Linked DNA regions of Homo sapiens: region 2 is linked to region 1. A link is a contact called in ENCODE POLR2A ChIA-PET data. All regions are on one chromosome and are shown on one strand. Each heading gives the region's core, a stretch centred on a gene start or an enhancer-like site at or near the end of the contact. The rest is flanking DNA. Distances are from core to core; before and after follow the strand shown.

Region 1 (5,084 bases), core at 1,334-3,833:
CCATAACCCATGGAGCTTGGTGCTGTTATTATTCCCCATTTAAAGAGGGGGAAATTGAGGCATGGGGTGACGATGGTTCTAAGGTCCTGCAGCTAGTCAGTGATGGAGCCAGGAGCAGAACCAGGAGCAACTCTAGCTTTGCTTTGCGTTTTCAGAGGAGAGGGAGAGGGAACCAGCTCAGACTGTGTGAAGCTTCCAGCAGGGGGAGGATCAGAGAAGAAAGGAGGTGCATCTCAACTTACCCACAGTCAGTGGATGCTCTAGTAAGGGGGTGAGCTCCCCGTGGTAGGAGGTATGCAAGCAAGCTGCCTCACATCACCAAGTAAAATAGCTCTGCTTTGTTTTTTTTTTACAGGAATGTTTGCTTTTAAGAACATTTCCCCTGCCCCAAACATTGAAAAATTTGCAACCTACTTGTTAAGATAAGGCTTCAGGCTCATTCCAGCAGCCAGCTGCCATGGGCACAAAGCTGTTTGCCCCACAGGATAAAGATGAAGATTTGAGTTGCCTTCCTCCTTGAACAGAAGTGATAGACATTTTTAAAAATCTTTAAAAACATCATGTATTGAGCTTTATTATGTACCAAAGACAATGGCATGAACGGCCTGTATTTTATGATGTAAAAAAGCTGTCGATGACCTTTCAAGGTAAATATTAATATGCCCATTTTACAGATGAGTAAACTGAGGCTCAGAAAGCTCAAGCAACTTGCCCACCATACAGCTATAAGCGGTAGGTTCAGGAAGTAAATCCAAGGCCCCGTGACTGCAAACCCCCCCACTCCTCGCTGCTCACCGTGGGGCTGCAGGTCGGGCATATCACCCGTGTTCACTGCACTCCTGGAGCGTGTGTGCTTTGCGGAGGGGAATGATCTGGGAGGAGGTTGACTGTCTTCATATCCAGGTGTTGAGGCCATGGGGACATAGGGCCTGGCACAAGTCAGGCATTCAGCATAGGCCACAGAGCAGGCCGGGTGGGTCTGGGGACCCCGAGGTCACTCTGTGGGGATGCCAGCCCAGACCTCGGCTTGGTGGGAGAAAATTGCAGCAAATGGCCAAGGCAGGCTCTAATCCTGCAGCTCTGGTCTGACCTGCCAGGAAGGAAGGTCCCACAGTCCCCTGCCCCGGGGAAAGCAGACTGCCCACTGAGCACACGCTGCAGGTTCCATCTGTCCTTTTGTCTTTGGAGGGCACCCTTCAACCCTGGAGCACAGGCTCTGGGGAGAGACTGGCTATTGTCCAGGTCCCTGCTCTGACCCTTACTTGCTGTACGCACATGCTCAAGTCAGTTCCTGTCTCTGAGCCTCAGTTTCCCTATCTGGGGGCTGAGGGGGATGTGGCAGGGATGTGAAGGGAGATGGCAAAGCATTTGGCATGGTGGGTGCCATGCCACACGGTGACATCACTGCAATACTGAAGGGGGAGGGAGCCCTACCTAGCCCTGCCCACCCGCTCTGGCCCCGTGGCACTCAGCTAACCCCCAGGGGCAGTCTCTGGGCTGGGAGCAAGACCTCCGAGCTTGCAGTTGGGACCTGGGTTCCACTTGGCTCTGAAGAGGCAGACTTGGGAGCTTGGGAAATGGGAGCTGCAGCTACGAGGCCTAGGAAGGGTCCTGCTGGGCCTGGGGAAGTTCTCTGCATGCTCCCTGCTTGGCAAGCAGTCCCATGCCCTCCCTGCTTGCCCCTCTCCTAGTGCACACTGTCAAGACTCTAGAAAGCTCAGAGCCAGAAGGGGTCTTAGCAGCAGGCAAAAGTTTGGACTCCACAGGCAGCCGGACCTGAGTGCAAATCCCAGCCCTGCTGTGGGAACTCAGGCAAGTGACTTTGCCTCTCTGAGCCTCAGTTTCTTCATCTGTCAGGTGGGTTGTTGGGAAATCTCCCTGATGAATCACACATGAAGTGCTTGGCACTTACTGATGTTGGTTAACGGTTAAGTAGCAATGATTATCATCATCATTATCACCGTCATCATTGTCAGAAGTCCAGGACCAGCCTCCTGCCAGGTACCTTCCAAGCTCTAGATGCCTTGAGACCACCTGTCCCCTTCTCCCTCCCGAGCAGCACCCAGCTTGATGATCCGAAGGGAGCCAGGTGACAGGTGACAGGTGACCAGGCCCATCCCAGTTCACTAAGCCCATCCTTGTTTCCTCATGGGCCTGTCCTGTGGTGGGAAATGCCTCTGGTCTTGTTCCTTGATCTATGTCCTTTATGAAAGTATCTTTTTGTTTGTTTGTTTGTTTGTTTGTTTGTTTGTTTTTGAGACACAGTCTGTCTCTGTTGCCCTGGCTGGAGTGCAGTGATAAGATCTTGGCTCACTGCAACCTCCGCCTCCCGGGTTCAAGCAATTCTCCAACATGGTTTCGTTATGTTGGCCAGGCTGGTCTCGAACTCCTGACCTCAGGTAATCCACCCACCTCGGCCTCCCAAACTGCTGGGATTATAGGCGTGAGGTGATCCACCCACCTTGGCCTCCCAAAGTGCTGGGATTACAGGCTTGAGCCACTGTGCTGGCCTATAAAAGTATCTTTTTTTTTTCCTTTGAGACGGAATCTCACTCTGTCTCCAGGCTGGAGTGCAGTGGTGTGATCTTGGCTCACTGGCATGAACCCGGGAGGCGGAGCTTGCAGTGAGCTGAGATCGCACCACTGCACTCCAGCCTGGGCGACAGAGTGAGACTCTGTCTAAAAAAAAAGTATCTTTATTGAGATTTTCCTGAATATGAAAACTACTTTTTTTTTTTTGAGACGGAGTCTCGCTCTGTCACCCAGGCTGGACTGCAGTGCTGTGATCTTGGCTCACAGCAACCTCTGCCTCCCTGGTTCAAGTGATTCTCCTGCCTCACCCTCCCGAGTAGCTGGGATTACAGGTGCCCGCCACCACGACTGGCTAATTTTTGTATTTTTAGTAGAGATGGGGTTTCACCATGTTGGCCAGGCTGGTCTTGAACTGTTGACCTGATGATCCACCTGCATCAGCTTCCCAAAGTGCTGGGATCACAGGAGTGAGCCACCACGCCTGGCTATGAAAACTACATTTTTATGTCATTTTTTATTGTGATAAGCTATACATCACACAAAATTGATCATTGTAGTCATTTGAAGTGTACAGTTCAGTGGCATTGAGTCCATTCACACTGTTGTGCAGCCATCACCACCATCCATCTCCAGAACTCTTTTCATCTTTCATCTTAAAACACAGAAGCTCTGTCCCCATTAAGCACTGACTCCCCACTCCCCTTCCCCCAGCCCCTGGCAACCTCCATTCTACACTCTGTCTCTGTGGATTTGACTGTTCTAGGGACCTCAAGTAAGTGGAATCGTACTGTATTTGTCTTTTGTGGCTGGCTGATTTCATTTAGCATGATATCCTCGAGGTCCATCCATGCTGTAGCGGGCGCCGGCATTTCCTTCCTCTCTAAGGCTGAATAATGCTCAGTTACAGGATGGACCACATTTCGTGTATCCATTCGTGCACCCATGGACACTTCGGTTGCTTCCACATTTTAGCTGTTCTGAGTAACGCTGCCGTGCGCACAGGTGTATATGCATCTTCTTGAGCCCCTGCTTTCAGTTATTTTGGTTGTATACTCGGAATCGAGCTGCTGGATCACAAGGTAATTTTGTGTTGACTTGTTTGAGGACCTGTCCTACTGTTGCCCACAGCGGCTGCGTGATTTTACATTCCCCCAGCAATGCCCAAGGGCTCCCATATATCCACATCTTCACCAACACTCATTATCTGGTTTTTCAATCAGAGCCATCCTAATGGGTATGAGGTGGTATCTCTTGTGGTTTTGGGTATTTTTTGTTTGTTTTTTGTTTCGTTTTGGGGGTTTTAGTTTGTTTGTTTTCTGAGACAGAGTCTCGCTCTGTCACCAGGCTGGAGTAAAGTGATGCGATCTCGGTTCACTGCAACCTCCGCCTCCCAGGTTCAAGCAATTCTCCTGCCTCTGCCTCCCAAGTAGCTGGGACTACAGGCGCCTGCCACCATGCCTGGCTAATTTTTCAGAGATGAGCTTTCACCATGTTGGCCAGGCTGGTCTCAAACTCTTGACCTCAAGTGATCCTCCGGTCTTGGCTTCCCAAAGTGCTGGGATTATAGGCGAGAGCCACGGTGCCCAGCCTACACATTCTTGTAGTAAGAAAAAATGCAATGATTACAAGGCTAGATCAAGAAGAAAGTGAGCCTCTCCCTTAAACCCTCTCCCAGGAAGAGCCTCTGCCGCAGCTTGGGTCACGTGCCCCTGGATTTTTCCCCGTGCGAATGCTAATGTGTGATGTGTTTCTCAGGCTGTGTTTTGCCCGGTTTGGCCTCACTCTCACAGCTGTGGCCCTCCCACCTGGAATCCTGATCTGGACCCTCCATGTCCCTCGCACCAGCATGAGGGGTTCAGATGCTCCAGATAATCTGTTCTGGCAGCTCTCCCATCCCCTGCCCTCTGGCTCTTGCTCTCAGGGACAATTTAGGTGACAGCCTCTCCACGAGGCTTGTCTAGCCTGTTCCTAACTGAGGGGTATTTAGGCTGATCCCAAATCTTCGCTCAGATACCCTCCTGTGGGAAACCGCACATGCTACCTCCTCGGAAGTAGAGGGGTTCCCTCCCCAGCCTCCTTTCTCAGCATCTCAGTGGGCCTCAGTGCAACAGTCAGTCCCTCAGGGGGGCCTTTGGCCACCCCCAGGCCAGGTCAGGGCCCCTTAATACACTGCCCTGGCAGCTGTCCACACAGCGGATGCAAGAGAAATGCAATAGTTTGTGGTGCCAGTAGGCAGGGTCTGGATCAGCATTGCCCACCAGCACAGCTAGTGATTTCATGTCCCTGGGACCTGCTCCTAGCAGGACCTGGTGCTCAGCAGAGTGAATAACCAGCGCCATCAGTCTTTCTATTGATGATCCTGAGTGCTTTGCACACCACTGGTCTTCAAAGATAGGGAGAGCTGGCTTTAGCAGGTGGAGTCTTTTTTTTTTTTTTTTCTGAAGAGAGTCTTGCTCTGTCACCCAGGCTGGAGGGCAGTGGCGCGACCTCAGCTCACTGCAACCTCTGTCCCCCAAGTTCAAGTGATTCTCCTGCCTCAGCCTCCTGGGTAG
Region 2 (5,011 bases), core at 1,113-3,612, 340 kb after region 1:
CAGGGGTGAGGCAACCGGTGCATTTACTTAGAGAAGGAAATACTGCCAGGCGAACTCAGAAACCACCTCTGACGTCAGTAGTCGAAGGACACATACAGCTGAGAAGCAGCCATCTGGAGTTTGTGGGGGGTGTGGCCAGGGAGGGCCCTGGGGCTGGACTCACCTATCCCCAGGAGACGCCCTTTGGCTCTGCCCTCCCTGCCCTGACCCTTATCCCCATATGGGAACTTGGACCGTGTCCTGGAGAGAGAGGGATGGGTACAAGGTCTCGCACTCCTCGATGTGACAAACACCAGCGCCTGAAGACCATGGGTTTCTTTCAGCTTCAGGAGCCACATCCCTGAGCCCCCCACCCCCTCCCTGCCTTCCCATGCAGGGAACAGGGGCTGCATTACCTGCCTATTGATTCCAACAGGCAAACTGGAGCCACTGGTGGCTCGGCTCATGGGGGCCACCACAGCCACTCGGGTAGGGGACGGCGCCGACTGTCTTTTCTTGGGTGGCAATGCTGGTGGAGGACTGAAACAGACCGAAACGTCCAGGCAGACCAAACCACACTCACCAAAGCTCTTCAGCGTGATATTGGGGTACAGGATGTGGGGTTCTTTCATTACTAGACTCTCCACACCCAATGTTCACACTTCAACTCCTGCCTACTCCCCTCCGCCAAAATAAAACCTGTAAATACCAAATGAACAAAAAAGAACAACCCTTTCTTTTTCTTTCATAATAAATCATACCATGTCTCCCTGGGCTGAGGGCACAAGGAGGCCTTCAGGAGAGCTCAGGGTGGCCAGCGAGGGCCGGCGGGGTGGGGACAGCTCCAGAGTCAGCCTCCCAAGGGGGGCCAAGCCCTCAGCGCTGAGGGGAAAGGGCCCGAGCCCTGTCTTCCTCCCTTTCTTTCTCATTCTGCCATGGGAGGCACTGGACAAATAGGAAGGTAATTACCTATTATCAACCACCCGAATGCCAGGCAGAGGAGGCTTGGGGGGCGCGACCTCTTCATCCGTGGCATCTGGGAGGAGCTCAGTTGACTGTGACATCCCAGTCGTCTTGTTTAGGATCTCTACCTCGCGGTCTGTCAGGGGGAGCTCTGCTGGGCTGGAGAATTGGGAAGAACTTGGGGTTACAGAAGGTCAAAGGCGGGACAGAGCACACACAGGCCCTGAGAGGGTGAGGACGTGACCAGGAAGAACACAGTGGGTGAGGTGGGGCTGAAGAGCAGGCTCCCTGGATATAGAACCCTGGGGTTCTGGTTTGGTTGCTAATGAGCTACTGGAGCTTGGCTGTGCCCCCAACTTTGCACCTCAATTTCCTCATCTGAAAATGATCTAAGGGTTCTCTAAAATGCTCCAGGCCGGGCGCAGTGGCTCACACCTATAATCCCAGCACTTTGGGAGGTCAAGGCGGGCAGATCACTTGAGGTTAGGAGTTTGAGACCAGCTTGGCCAAGATGGTGAAACCCTGTCTCTACTAAAAATACAAAAATTAGCTGGGCATGGTGGCGTGCACCTGTAGTCCCAACTACTTGAAAGGCTGAGGCAAGAGAATTGCTCTAATCTGAGAGGAGGAGGCTGCAATGAGCCCAGATCGCACCACTGCACTCCAGCCTGAGCCACAGAGACTCTGTCTCAAAAACAAAAAAAAAAGCTCCAAATTTATGTTTTATATTTTTACCAGGAGCTTGGAGTAGAGATGAATATAAACCTTTACAACCATCCATGTCATCCTCAGTTTACTCTTGATCAAACAAGAGTGCTCTCAAGTCAAAGCACCCAAACCCAAGCCTTTAAAAGTTCTTTGTCATTATGAAACGAAGCTGCCCAGGAAAAGCACTGGTATGTGTCACTGGATGCGCTCACAGAAGATCCTTGGAAACAGTCATGCTGAAGGGTAAACTTGAGACAGGGCAATACTTCAAGCCTGTGTGAAATATACACACACTGCTAACCACTGAAAAAGGAATATGGGCCTCCAGCAGCCCACCCTCATGCTGCCCACCCCACCGGGCCCTATCCTTGTCAAGTGCAGACTTTGCCACTGAGCGTGACACCCGCGACACGAGGGTTAGTCAGCACCTACCCATCAGGCTTGCTGGCAGGGGAACTGGGCTTCACGGGGCTCGTCGGAGACGGACGTCCCTGCTTCTCGATGGTGAGCCTGACCAGCTCCTACCCCCACAAGAAAAAGGCAATGAGCAAAGCTCCCGTCACCACTGAGTTTCCACCAGAAGGCAGGCAGGTGCTGTCTGTCCTCTGCTGCTGAGTCTCATTTCTGTGCCTACAGATTCCCCACGCACCATAAACGCAAGTATCACTTGCCTTAGGTAATCTGCATGACTTCCCAAATGTCCCCTGCCCTCCAAAAATACCTTCATGGCATGTCAAGTTTCAAATGCGTAAAGGCACTTCCTCTTGGAAGGGGAAATGGCAAACCCCAGCCTCTCAAAATGATTGTTTATCACACAAATTAAAATACTCATCAGAACAGGTTCCCAGTCAGTTTGTTGGGGAATAACTCTGTTCCTAGTTCTCTAAAGCCATTAGATCATATGCACGATGATGGCATGGGTGGTTTCCCAAGGCGAGCTGGCCACAGGTGTGGTGGAGCTGCTAGCTGGTGGGGGTGGGGTGAGGGCTGGCTGGGATCCTTGTCAATGGAGAGGGAGTTAAGGGGAGATAACCCAGCAAAGAAATCACTTTAGAACCATTAACTGAGAAAAACAGAAAAGAAAAATAGCCTTTTTCAAATCGTAGCAAAAGAAAAAAAAGGGAAGACATAAGTGCCCATGTGTTTTTTTTTTTAAATTAGAATGCATTTTTTCCCAGTTTGATGAGTTTTGACAACTGCATATACCCAAGTAAGCGCCACTAAAAACACAAAGAACATTTCTATCACCGTCTCCAGCCAATCTGCCCCGCCCCAACTGTTTAACTTCTATTATCATAGATTACTTTTGCCTGTCCTAGAACTTGATATAAATGGAACCATATCATACATACACTTTTGTGTCAACCTTCTTTTTAAAAACAGCTTTATGGATATATAACTCATATGCCATTAAATTCACCCATTTAAAGTGTACGATTCAGTGGTTTTTAGTCTGTTCACAGAGTTGTGTGACCATCAACACAATCAATTTTAGGACTTCTCATCACCCCATAAGGAAGCTCCGCATTCCCCTCGACCCCCAGCCCCTGGCAGCTGCCAATCCATTTCCTGTCCGCACATCTTTGCCTGCTCCGTCCCCCGAGCTCAGCGTCAACAGCTGTGCTTCGTGTGGGCGAGGCGCCTGCTGCTCGCTGCCAGCAGTGTTCCCACTCGTGGATGCACCACAGCTTCTCCCTCCACCTTCCTGTTGCTGGACATCTGGCCTGGCCAGGGCCTGCATGTGTGTGATGAGGGGCTTCCAGGCTTTCAGCAGAAAGCTGTTTCCAAGTTACAGAGGAGGTGGCAGCGGATGCCAGTGGGCAACACAGTAACCAGAGACCCTGAACCAGCGGCTGCCAAGCCTCTCCAGACTCAAAAAAGCACCACACACAAAAAAGGCAGCGTATGCTGCAAATAAGGCAAAGAGTCAGTTACCATCCTTTCCAGCGCAAGGGTTCTTTCGAAAACAAAAAAACTAGAAGGTGAACACGCCGAAAAAAATATCAAACAAGAAATTTACAGATACCAATGGTCAATAATCATAAGACATTCACCACCTTGGATGGTAATAAAATAGAAACTTCCAGACATGGTAGGTGGGAGCACCACTTCAGACAGCCTCTCCAGAGGGATGACTTATCAGTATATATCAAAAGCCTTAAATATTTGCATTATGAGAATTTTGCACCAGGTGCAGTGGCTCATGCCTATAATCCTAGCACTCTGGAAGGCTGAGGCAGAAGGACGGCTTGAGCCCAGGGGTTCGAGGAGCACTGAACTGTAATCACACTCCAGCCCAGGTGAGAGAGGTGAGAGATTGAGACTCTCTCTTTTTTTTTTTTTGAGACAGAGTCTCGCTCTGTCGCCCAGGCTGGAGTGCAGTGGTGCGATCTCAGCTCACTGCAAGCTCCGCCTCCTGGGTTCATGCCATTCTTCTGCCTCAGCCTCCCGAGTAGCTGGGACTACAGGCACCTGCCACTGCACCCGGCTAATTTTTTTTTTTTTTTTTGTATTTTTAGTAGAGACGGGGTTTCACCGTGGTCTCGATCTCCTGACCTCGTGATCCGCCCGCCTCGGCCTCCCAAAGTGCTGGGATTACAGGCGTGAGCCACCGCGCCCGGCCAAGACTCTGTCTCTTAAAAAAAGAATCCTGTCCAAGAAAAATGTCATGAATGTGTGCAAAAATTAAACCACAAAAGATGGTTATCACAGAATATACATAAGATTACGTATCATTAATGTGGTAATTTTGAATAGTTCAACATCCCACAATTAAATATTTGATAATATGTATCAATTACATAAGTCATGATAGAACCAGACAATGGGCTGACCATTACGTTGTTATTAAAGACAAAGTCACAACAAGAATATGCACTGTATCGTGGAAAGATGCTGTAATACACTGAGTGGAAAAACAGTTCTAGGTGATATGCTGGTTTATATTGCACGTTTTGTAAACAAAGCCAAATCAAGAATATATGTAATACAAAAAATATGGCTATGAAACACCCTTTTATCTTGTTCTTTTTCTATTTTCTAAATTTTCTGAAATGAACATATATTACTTCTGAAATAATAATTAAACAAGCAACCCCGCCCTCCAAAATTAAATGCATATATCAAACTCTTGGGCTCAAGTGATCCTCCTACTTTGGCCTCCCAAAGTGCTGGGATTACAGGTGTGAGCCACCACGCTCAGCCAGGCATATCCACAGATGCAGGTTCAGTGTTACCCTACTCTGTGACAGTTGTTACCCCATTCAGATGTCTATTCTTGAAGAAATGTGGAGAAGCAAAATCTCTAAGAGCCAAGTACTAGCAAGAAAGGAGAACCTTAATACTTGCATGTTAGCACAAT

The links. ChIA-PET counts read pairs that join two places held with the same protein, here RNA polymerase II (POLR2A).
Region 2: POLR2A ChIA-PET joins it to region 1 with 10 read pairs in activated naive CD4-positive, alpha-beta T cell. The contact joins two enhancer-like sites. POLR2A ChIA-PET finds 5 or more read pairs at or near these places in 2 of 52 experiments (activated T-cell and activated naive CD4-positive, alpha-beta T cell).

The regions. Positions count from the first base shown.
Region 1 is chr9:131,292,433-131,297,516 of GRCh38, forward strand. The region is part of intron 1 of PLPP7 (phospholipid phosphatase 7 (inactive)); the gene reads left to right. Among named protein-coding and RNA genes, the nearest start is that of PLPP7, 5.3 kb to the left of the region's middle. RefSeq lists a silencer at 4,710-5,004. Within about 2 kb of position 2,584, at least 2 of the 41 ENCODE cell types and tissues checked have a DNase peak (open chromatin) inside an H3K27ac peak, as active enhancers do.
Region 2 is chr9:131,628,154-131,633,164 of GRCh38, forward strand. It overlaps RAPGEF1 (Rap guanine nucleotide exchange factor 1), which reads right to left. Exons shown (of 27, transcript NM_001377935.1): 6 at 2,083-2,171; 7 at 949-1,101; 8 at 396-519. Among named protein-coding and RNA genes, the nearest start is that of PRRT1B, 85 kb to the left of the region's middle. RefSeq lists enhancers at 101-150, 630-1,379. Within about 2 kb of position 2,363, at least 12 of the 41 ENCODE cell types and tissues checked have a DNase peak (open chromatin) inside an H3K27ac peak, as active enhancers do.